Regions from separate parts of the Homo sapiens genome. Here region 2 is linked to region 1. Evidence: read pairs that join two places in POLR2A ChIA-PET (ENCODE). Cell type or tissue: GM12878. All regions are shown on one strand. Region 1 overlaps LOC100506023 (a long non-coding RNA gene). Region 2 overlaps LOC100506023 (a long non-coding RNA gene).

The links. ChIA-PET counts read pairs that join two places held together with the same protein. Peaks named below come from ENCODE experiments on the same cell type or tissue, not always from the same donor. Only the 100,000 strongest peaks of a DNase experiment are listed, where the experiment ranks them.
Region 2: POLR2A ChIA-PET joins it to region 1 with 6 read pairs; 3 of 35 experiments call an interaction of 5 or more read pairs at or near these places.

The regions. Positions count from the first base shown.
Region 1 is chr1:173,353,957-173,357,956 of GRCh38, forward strand. All of the region lies in intron 2 of LOC100506023 (a long non-coding RNA gene), which reads right to left. It also overlaps a transcript of TNFSF4 not described here. Among named protein-coding and RNA genes, the nearest start is that of PRDX6-AS1, 110 kb to the right of the region's middle. RefSeq lists enhancers at 1,135-1,184, 1,435-1,604 and a silencer at 2,640-2,699. In GM12878, no CTCF peak of the experiment used is centred here; DNase peaks (open chromatin) are centred at 1,585 and 2,725; H3K4me3 peaks cover 1,566 bases; H3K27ac peaks cover 2,408 bases.
Region 2 is chr1:173,409,225-173,413,224 of GRCh38, forward strand. The region is part of intron 2 of LOC100506023 (a long non-coding RNA gene); the gene reads right to left. It also overlaps a transcript of TNFSF4 not described here. Among named protein-coding and RNA genes, the nearest start is that of PRDX6-AS1, 50 kb to the right of the region's middle. RefSeq lists an enhancer at 1,475-2,024. In GM12878, no CTCF peak of the experiment used is centred here; a DNase peak (open chromatin) is centred at 1,787; H3K4me3 peaks cover 1,335 bases; H3K27ac peaks cover 3,627 bases.

The DNA.
Region 1 (4,000 bases):
TAGAAGAAGACAAGAAGTAACCAAAATCAGGGCTGAATTGAAGGAGGTCGAGACACACACACACAAAAAAAAAAATTCAAAAGGTCAACAAATCTAGGAGGTGGTTTTTTAAAAAAATTAATAAAATAAGACCACTAGCTAGACTAATAAAGTAGAAAAGAGAGAAGATTCAAATAAGCACAATCAGAAATAATAAGGGGAATATTACCACTGACCCCACCGAAATTCAAAAACCATCAGATAATATTATAAATATCTCTGTGCACATAAACTAGAAAATCTGGAAGAAAAAGATAAATTCCTGGACATATAGACCTTCCCAAAACTGAACCAGGAAGACATTGAATCTCTGAACAGACCAATAATGAGTTCTGAAATTGAGGCAGTAATAAATAGCCTACCAACCCAAAAAAGCCTGGGACAAGATGGATTCACAGCTGAATTCTACTAGATGTACAAAGAAGAGCTGGTACCATTCCTACTGAAACTATTTCAAAAAATTGAAAAGGAGGGACTCCTCCCTAATTATTTTATGAGGCCAGCATCATCCTAATACCAAAACCTGGCAGAGATACAACAAAAAAAGGAAATCTCAGGCCAATATCCTGTTTTATGGGTATCTTTTTAGTTTTCCCAAAAGGCTGATAAATTTCAACATTTTGAATACATCATTGTTAATTCTGAGTTGGCAGAGGTAAACTAACCAACTACCATTATGTTTTAGTACTAAGGGATATATACCTTTCAATAAAGTTACTGAAATGCAAAAAATAAAAAATAAAAAACTTTGGAAAAATAGAAATTAAAATTTTTTTAAAAAGGTTACCCTCCCTACAAAATTACGTTTGAAGACCATATCTATCTTTTATTCTGAGAACATTATGCAGTTCCTGGCTCACAAATGATGCTCGATAAATACTGATTCACTGTATTAGCTTCCTATTGCTGCTATAATAAATTACCACAAACAATGCCTTCGATCAGCACAAGTTTATTATCTTAATGGTTTTGAAGGTCAGAAGTCCCACACAGGTCTCACTGGGCTAAAACCTATGCGTAGTTGGGAGCTGTATTCCTGCTGGAGGCTCTGGGAGATAATCTGTTCCCAGTCTTTTCCAGCTTCTAGCAGCCACCCACATCCCTTGGCTCATGCTCTCCCACCAGCAATGGCATTATTCTTACCTCTGCTTTTGTCATCACATAACTCTTTCTGACTCAGACTCTCCTGCCTTCCTCTTTCCCTCATAAGGATCCTTGTGATGATATTGGGCCGACCTGGATGGATAATCTAGAATAATCTCCCCATCCGAAGGACTCTAATTTAATCACATCTGCAAAGTCCCTTTTGCTATATAAGGTAACAAAATCACAGGTTTGGAGGATTTGCATGTGGACATCTTTGCGGGGTCGGGGAGCATTATCTTGTCCACCATACTGGCTGACTCATCATTATCTCACTTCTCACAGAGAGAAGACGTACAACAATAACACTTGTGAACCTCTGTTCCCGTCTAAGGAAGCATCTCAGTTCTTTGCAAAAGCCTGGCTAGAAGGGAGTTTCTCATTGTCTAGTGAGTGCTGACTCTGGAGGGCTGTCTCCAAAAGAATTTAACAGGGCCTCCACCCATTTCCCTCTCAGCTCCATGTACATTGTACCACTCAAACCTCCCACAGGTGAGAAAGTGAAAGTATGAAAAGTGCAGAACGCCCCCTCTTTGACCTACAACAAGTTAGAAGAAGCCAGAAATAAAACCTCTCATTTTATACCCCAGTGAACACATACTTGTTGAATCCCTTCCATTATGCATGCTGGGGTACAGATGAGGTCCCACTGCCATGCAGTTATATTCCAGAGCAGGAGACCTGCTACAGGGAAGCCACAGTTCCCATACTCAAATGCCTTGCTGGGCTATGCAAAGAACTCACATGTGTGAAGTAGTCAAGGGTGAGAATACAGGGAGTGGTGATTATGTTGAGCAGGAGAGTTTCTGCTTGTCTAAAGACATTCAATTCAAAATTGATCTATGACCACTATGCTGGCCAAGGAAAACAAGCCTGCAACTTAGATCAGCACCCCCAACTCATCATCTACAGGGTTGCCATTCCCAAGGTAAACAGATTGATAAAATAATTTCAGATATTGACACATTTTGTGAGAAAAATAAGGCAGGCTTATGTGAGGGCAATCACTTAATGTGGGGGAGGGATGCTCTGGCTTTTCAGGGAAGGCAACCTATTCCAGGACACCAGACATCTTTGTCTCTACCAAGAATTTCCAGTGAGGAACTCAGATCTCAGAAGAGGCATCTTCTCTGTCCTGTGGTTATAAAATGAAGTAACTCAAAATTCCATTTTGATGAGAAGGGGTATTAGAATAAGAAGAAAAATTGTCTCTTCTTTGGAAAATCTTATAAACCACAAATGGAGTTGAAAGCATCAGGTTACAGCAAACCTAGGTAGAATCTGATAAGAGACAGTTATCTTAATAGAAAAGTGCTCTTTCATTTTTCGTAATGCATTCCAGAAACCACGTATCACAAGACAGTGTGATCATTTGACTATTCTGGTTTTTTGGTCTAGTACCTGACTTTGATTCTTGTGCTCAACTTAAGTCCCCCTGAGTATTCTTTGCATTATACTCCTTCCAGTAGAAGTGAGTTCACATCCTGTCCATAGCTTCTTTCACAATCCAAGCTATATGTCTTTAATGTTAATGTTTCAAACTCACTCTCAGAGAGATGTTTCACATGCCTGGTCATGCCTGGTTGCCAATTGCCTTTGAGAGAGTTCTTTCTAGCTCATGAGTCTAGCAATCAATAGTATAATTTGTTGCTGTGTTCTCTGTATATTAGGAAGAGGCAAGCTCTATGTAGAAATCAATGTGTGGGGGGAAAAAATGACATGGGCTTTAAAATGTAAGTGTAGGTACAGGTGTAAGTATAAGTACCTGCATTGCCATGGGTGTGGTGGCAGAGCAGTGTTTCTGTATAAGCAACTCTTATTTATACCTGATTGATGATAAGATAGCTGGGGACCCATTTGGCCTATTATTTCTCTTTTTGTTCCTAACTGCTCCCTTCAGAGGAGAAGCAAAGATATATAAGATACTGATTAGCCAAGTTAATAGGTTAGAGAAAACTTGGGGAAGAAAATATATAGAAAAGAAAGGAAGTCAATTGACTTTGGGCATTCGATGATCCATGATAAGGTTAGTTGAGTTGTAGGAGCCTATGTTGTTTTAATAGCTTAAGATGTAGGCCTCAGAGATGATCATTTTTGGGGACAGAAAGTAGATTTCATCTCAGTATTATCTCATGCCATCTGGTAGTGCCTATTTGGAAGATTAGGCTGGGACACAAGATCACAAGAGAAAGAGCCTTGAACAAGTAGTAATCTCTGCCATGGGTGCGGGAGGGAAGGTTGACAGTATGCCCAGCAAGAATTTGCCTTCCTTGGCCTAGACCAATAGCCTCATTTCACAAACTAGAAAGTGAGAACCAGGAGAATTTAAATGATTTGTCCAAGGCCTCACAGCTCTGAAGCAGTTCTGGGAGTTCCTGTTGTGCTAACTCCATACCAGCCTTTTTTTTTTGAGATGGAGTTTTGCTCTTGTTGCCCAGGCTGGAGCGCAATGGTGCAATGTCGGCTCACTGCAACCTCCACTTCCTGGGTTCAAGCGATTCTCCTGCCTCAGCCTCCCGAGTAGCTGGGATTACAGGCATGCACCACCACACCTAGCTAATTTTTGTATTTTTAGTAGAGAAGGGGGGTTTCTCCATGTTGGGTCAGGCTGGTCTCAAACTCCCGACCTCAGGTGATCTGCCCGCCTCAGCCTCCCAAAGTACTGGGATTACAGGCGGGAGCCACTGCACCTGGCCTCTTCCATCACACCACTCTGCTTAGCACCTGTCCCACATAAATAAGAATAACACACACTATAGTATAGATAAGGTGAGGCTACAACATGACCATGGTAGACTGAAAAAGGGTCTCCAAAAGA
Region 2 (4,000 bases), 55 kb after region 1:
AAGACTGAGGAACTCCCCTACTCTGAGAGGGTCAAAGAGGCACAACAACCAAATGCAGTGCTTGATCCTGAACTTCTGCGATAATCACATTTATTGGGACAGCTGGGGAAACTGGAATGGTGTCTGCAGATTCAATGTTAGTAATGTATTAATGTTATTAATACTTTTATAACTTAGATAGTTGTATTATTTTTATATAGAAGAATGTCCTTGGGTCCAGGAATGATACATTCAAATATTAAAGTGATACGGCATCATGCAATAATTTCCTCTCCAACAGTTCAGAAAAAAAAGTCATTATACTATTCTTGCCAGTTTTCTTTAGGATTGAAATTATTTCAAAATAAGAAGAAAAAATTAAATTGAAAGTCATCAAACTTTTTAAGGTAAAGCCCAAGACTACAGAATTTATAACTGAACTATTGTGTATTCCCTGAAGGACATTTGCTTTTAGTGATTTTTTCTTAAAAATCAAGTATTCTTTTCTGGCATAAAAATATGACTCCCACATGCAAATCTAATCTACAGTGTGAGAAGTGCAGGCAGTGGTTACGCTGGCAGGAGGATGAAGGGGAAGTGGTGGCTGGCAGTAAGCCCTGAGGAGCTCCCGCAGCTCTCCATGCTTCCTGATCTAGGCTCTGAGTGCACGGGTGTAAGTCCTTTATGTACATGTACACCCTCCTGCTGCATTCAAGGTTTGTACTCTTTTCTGTATACATATTATACTTCAATAAAACATAAACTTAAATTTTTTAAAAAACCAGGTGCAGTGGCTCACACCTACAATCCCAGCAATTTGGAAGGCCAGGGTGGATGGATCACTTGAGCCCAGGAGTTTGAGACCAGCCTGGGCAACATAGTGAGACCTCATCTCTACAAAAAATCAAAAAATGAGGCGGGAGGATCACCTGAGCCTTGGAGGTTGAGGCTACAGTGAGCCGTGATTGCACCACTGCACTCCAGCCTGGGTGACAGAGTGTGACACTGCCTCAATTTAAAAATAAAAAATAAAAAAAGACACAGGCCTTGATCTTAAGAAGTCCACAATCCAGCATAAACAGAAGATGATGACAGCTGTCACAGTTGCATGTCTGACACCCACAAACCAACAGTGAATCACCAGACTAACCTACAAAGAAGCTCTAAATTTGCGGTTCAACAAGAATTCAAGGAATAAGGTTACTGGGGCCCAGGAAAGTAAATAGATACATATATACATTCACTCACTCACTGGTTCTCCGTATACTCACTCATCAACTCCCCATTTCTTCTTCTCAAATAAAAGTTGTAAATGGGTGTCAAGATTCTATTTTGGTACCACCTTATTACTACCTTCCTCTCACAATGGGAGGGAACATTCAAAAGACATTTAAAGGGACTTGGTCATAGGAAGCCCCCAGTGGTACCTTAATAGTTGTGAGCATGTCTAAGTGAGCCCACGTGGTGGAGATGTGATGTCAGAGATGGGAAATGAGGGAGTCAGAAGTGGTCTCACCATGTCACTGGCCTCCAGGTTATCATCCAATGTCCATCATTTCCTACCTGCTGCTAGTGAGAAGACCTTGGTGCTCCTTGGACTGAACTTTGGCCTAGGACTTGCCTGAAGCTCTGTGTACAGCTTTAAACCCCAACTTTCCAGCACTGACCACCATGACAGGACGGAACCCAGTGTCCTGGGGTAAAACCCAAGGGGTAGCAGCTGCACTGGGGAGACATGTACCCAGTCTGGACTAGTCCTTAATGTGTGGTTTTCACCTTCATGAAGGCCTCTCATGCTTCTTTCTTTGACAGGAAGGACTTGGGGGAAGTCCCTCTGATTTCCCCCTGCTGACACTGGTCCGCTTTGGCCGCTTGACGTGTGTGGGCTTCCTGAAGTCTCTGTTGCTGCGGACCAGGGCATATCACTTTGCCCATGGTCAAAGGAAGAAAGGAAAATTTCCACCCACCTGAGATAGGCTGCTTCTATCTTCAGCCTGAGGCAGAGCAGTCATCACTCATCACCAGCACCCCTCAGGTCTTTCTTTGCTGGACTAGTGTCAGGGGCAGGGGCAGGGGCGGGGACAGTTCAATCCAGGAGACCTGGGTTCCAGCTGTAGTTCTGGTTTAGCTGTGCTTCTTCCCTAGCTCTGTGATGACAAGCAAATTATTTTTCATGTCTTCACCTTGGCTTCCTAATCTGGACTATAAGAAGGTATTTTAAAATAATCTCTAAAATCCTCTAGAATATAAATTCCATGAGGATGTCATCTTGCAGCAGAAGAGCTCAATAAAATATTTGATCAAGAAATAGTTAGGCTGAGTGCAGTGGCTCACTCCTGTATTCTCAGAACTTTGGGAGGCTGAGGTGGGCAGATCACTTGAGGCCAGGAGTCTGAGACCAGCCTGGCCAACATGGCAAAACTCCATCTCTACTAAAAATACAAAAAAATTAGCTGGACATGGTGACACACACCTGTAATCCCAGCTACTCAGGAGGCTGAAGCATGAGAATCACTTGAACCCAGGAGGCAGAGGTTGCAGTGAGCCAAGATCACACCACTGCACTCCAGCCTGGCCAAAGAGTGAGACTCTCTCAAAAAATAAAAATAAAAAAATTTTAAAAAGGAAATAGTTGGCCGGGTGCAGTGGCTCATGCCTGTAATCCCAGCACTTTGGGAGGACGAGGCGGGCAGACCACGAGGTCAGGAGTTCGAGACTAGCCTGGCCAATACGGTGAAACCCCGTCTCTACTAAAGATACAAAGAATTAGCTGGGTATGGTGGTGGGCGCTTGTAATCCCAGCTACTCAGGAGGCTAAGGCAGAATTGCTTGAACCTGGGAGGCGGAGGTTGCAGTGAGCTGAGATTGCGCCATTGCACTCCAGCCTGGCAACAGAGCAAGATTCCATCTCAAGAAAAAAAAAAAAAAAAAGGAAATAGTTAAAGGAATCTCTTCTGAGGTCAACTGCCCCATGTCTCATCCACTTGGCCTGCCTCTGATTTCAGCCACAACTATAGTAAATAGACAGTGCCTGCAAAGCTCAGACTCACCCTGTGACAGTGCCCCATCTCAAGGCCAGCCCTACAAGTCTATCTGCTTTCTGTCTTCGTTTCTGGCTCAGCCTCACTGCCTCACAATCTCAAATGCAACAAAAACATTTTACTTCTTCGTCCTTCAAAGTCATTAACTTGCGCATGATCTCAGAGTGTGCAAAGATTTTCTAAACAGAACAAATTAAAAGCATTAAAAGATTTTCTAAATAGAACAAATTAAAAGCATTAACCATAGGAAAGACTAGCGATTTGAACTAATATTCCTAAAAAGACATCGTTAGGAGAGTCAAAACGCAACTATGAGCTAAGAAAATATATTTGCAATATATGTATTTAGCAAAGGACTCATATCCAAAATAAAGAACTGCTGCAAGTCAGTAACAGAAAGATCAACAGCCAGCCACCAAAGATTACATATTATTCCATTCATATAGAATTTAAAAATGGGTAAAATTTCCATTAATGGTAACAGAAGTCGGAATAGTGATTATCTTTGAGTGGAGTATTACAGAGAAGGACTACAAGGGGAGGTGCTGGGCTGATGGAAATGATCAGTATCTCAATCTCAGTAATGATTCCACAGATGTATACAACGGATTTTATGTAAAATTCATCAAGTTGTATACTTTGTACACTTTGCAACAGATAAGTTTGAGTTCAATAAAAAAGGGGGTGGGAATCGAGGCTGTTTAGGTCACATACTCACTCCTGCATCCAAGGGAATAGTGTGTTGATTGGCTTGGGACGGGGTCCTATGGCCCATCCTGAGGGCTGAGGATGGAGCCCACCCAGACCAAAAATGGACAGAGGAGGGAATCTCCAAGGGGGATTGAAAAGTATTTGCAGAAGATGAGGAAAAAGATGTTCTAAGGGAGACAACTAATTTCTAATGGTCAGGACAGAGGTGGGCCTTACCTTTAGCAAGTGGAGCTGGAAAATATAGGAGAGAGAGAAAGACAGAGACACAG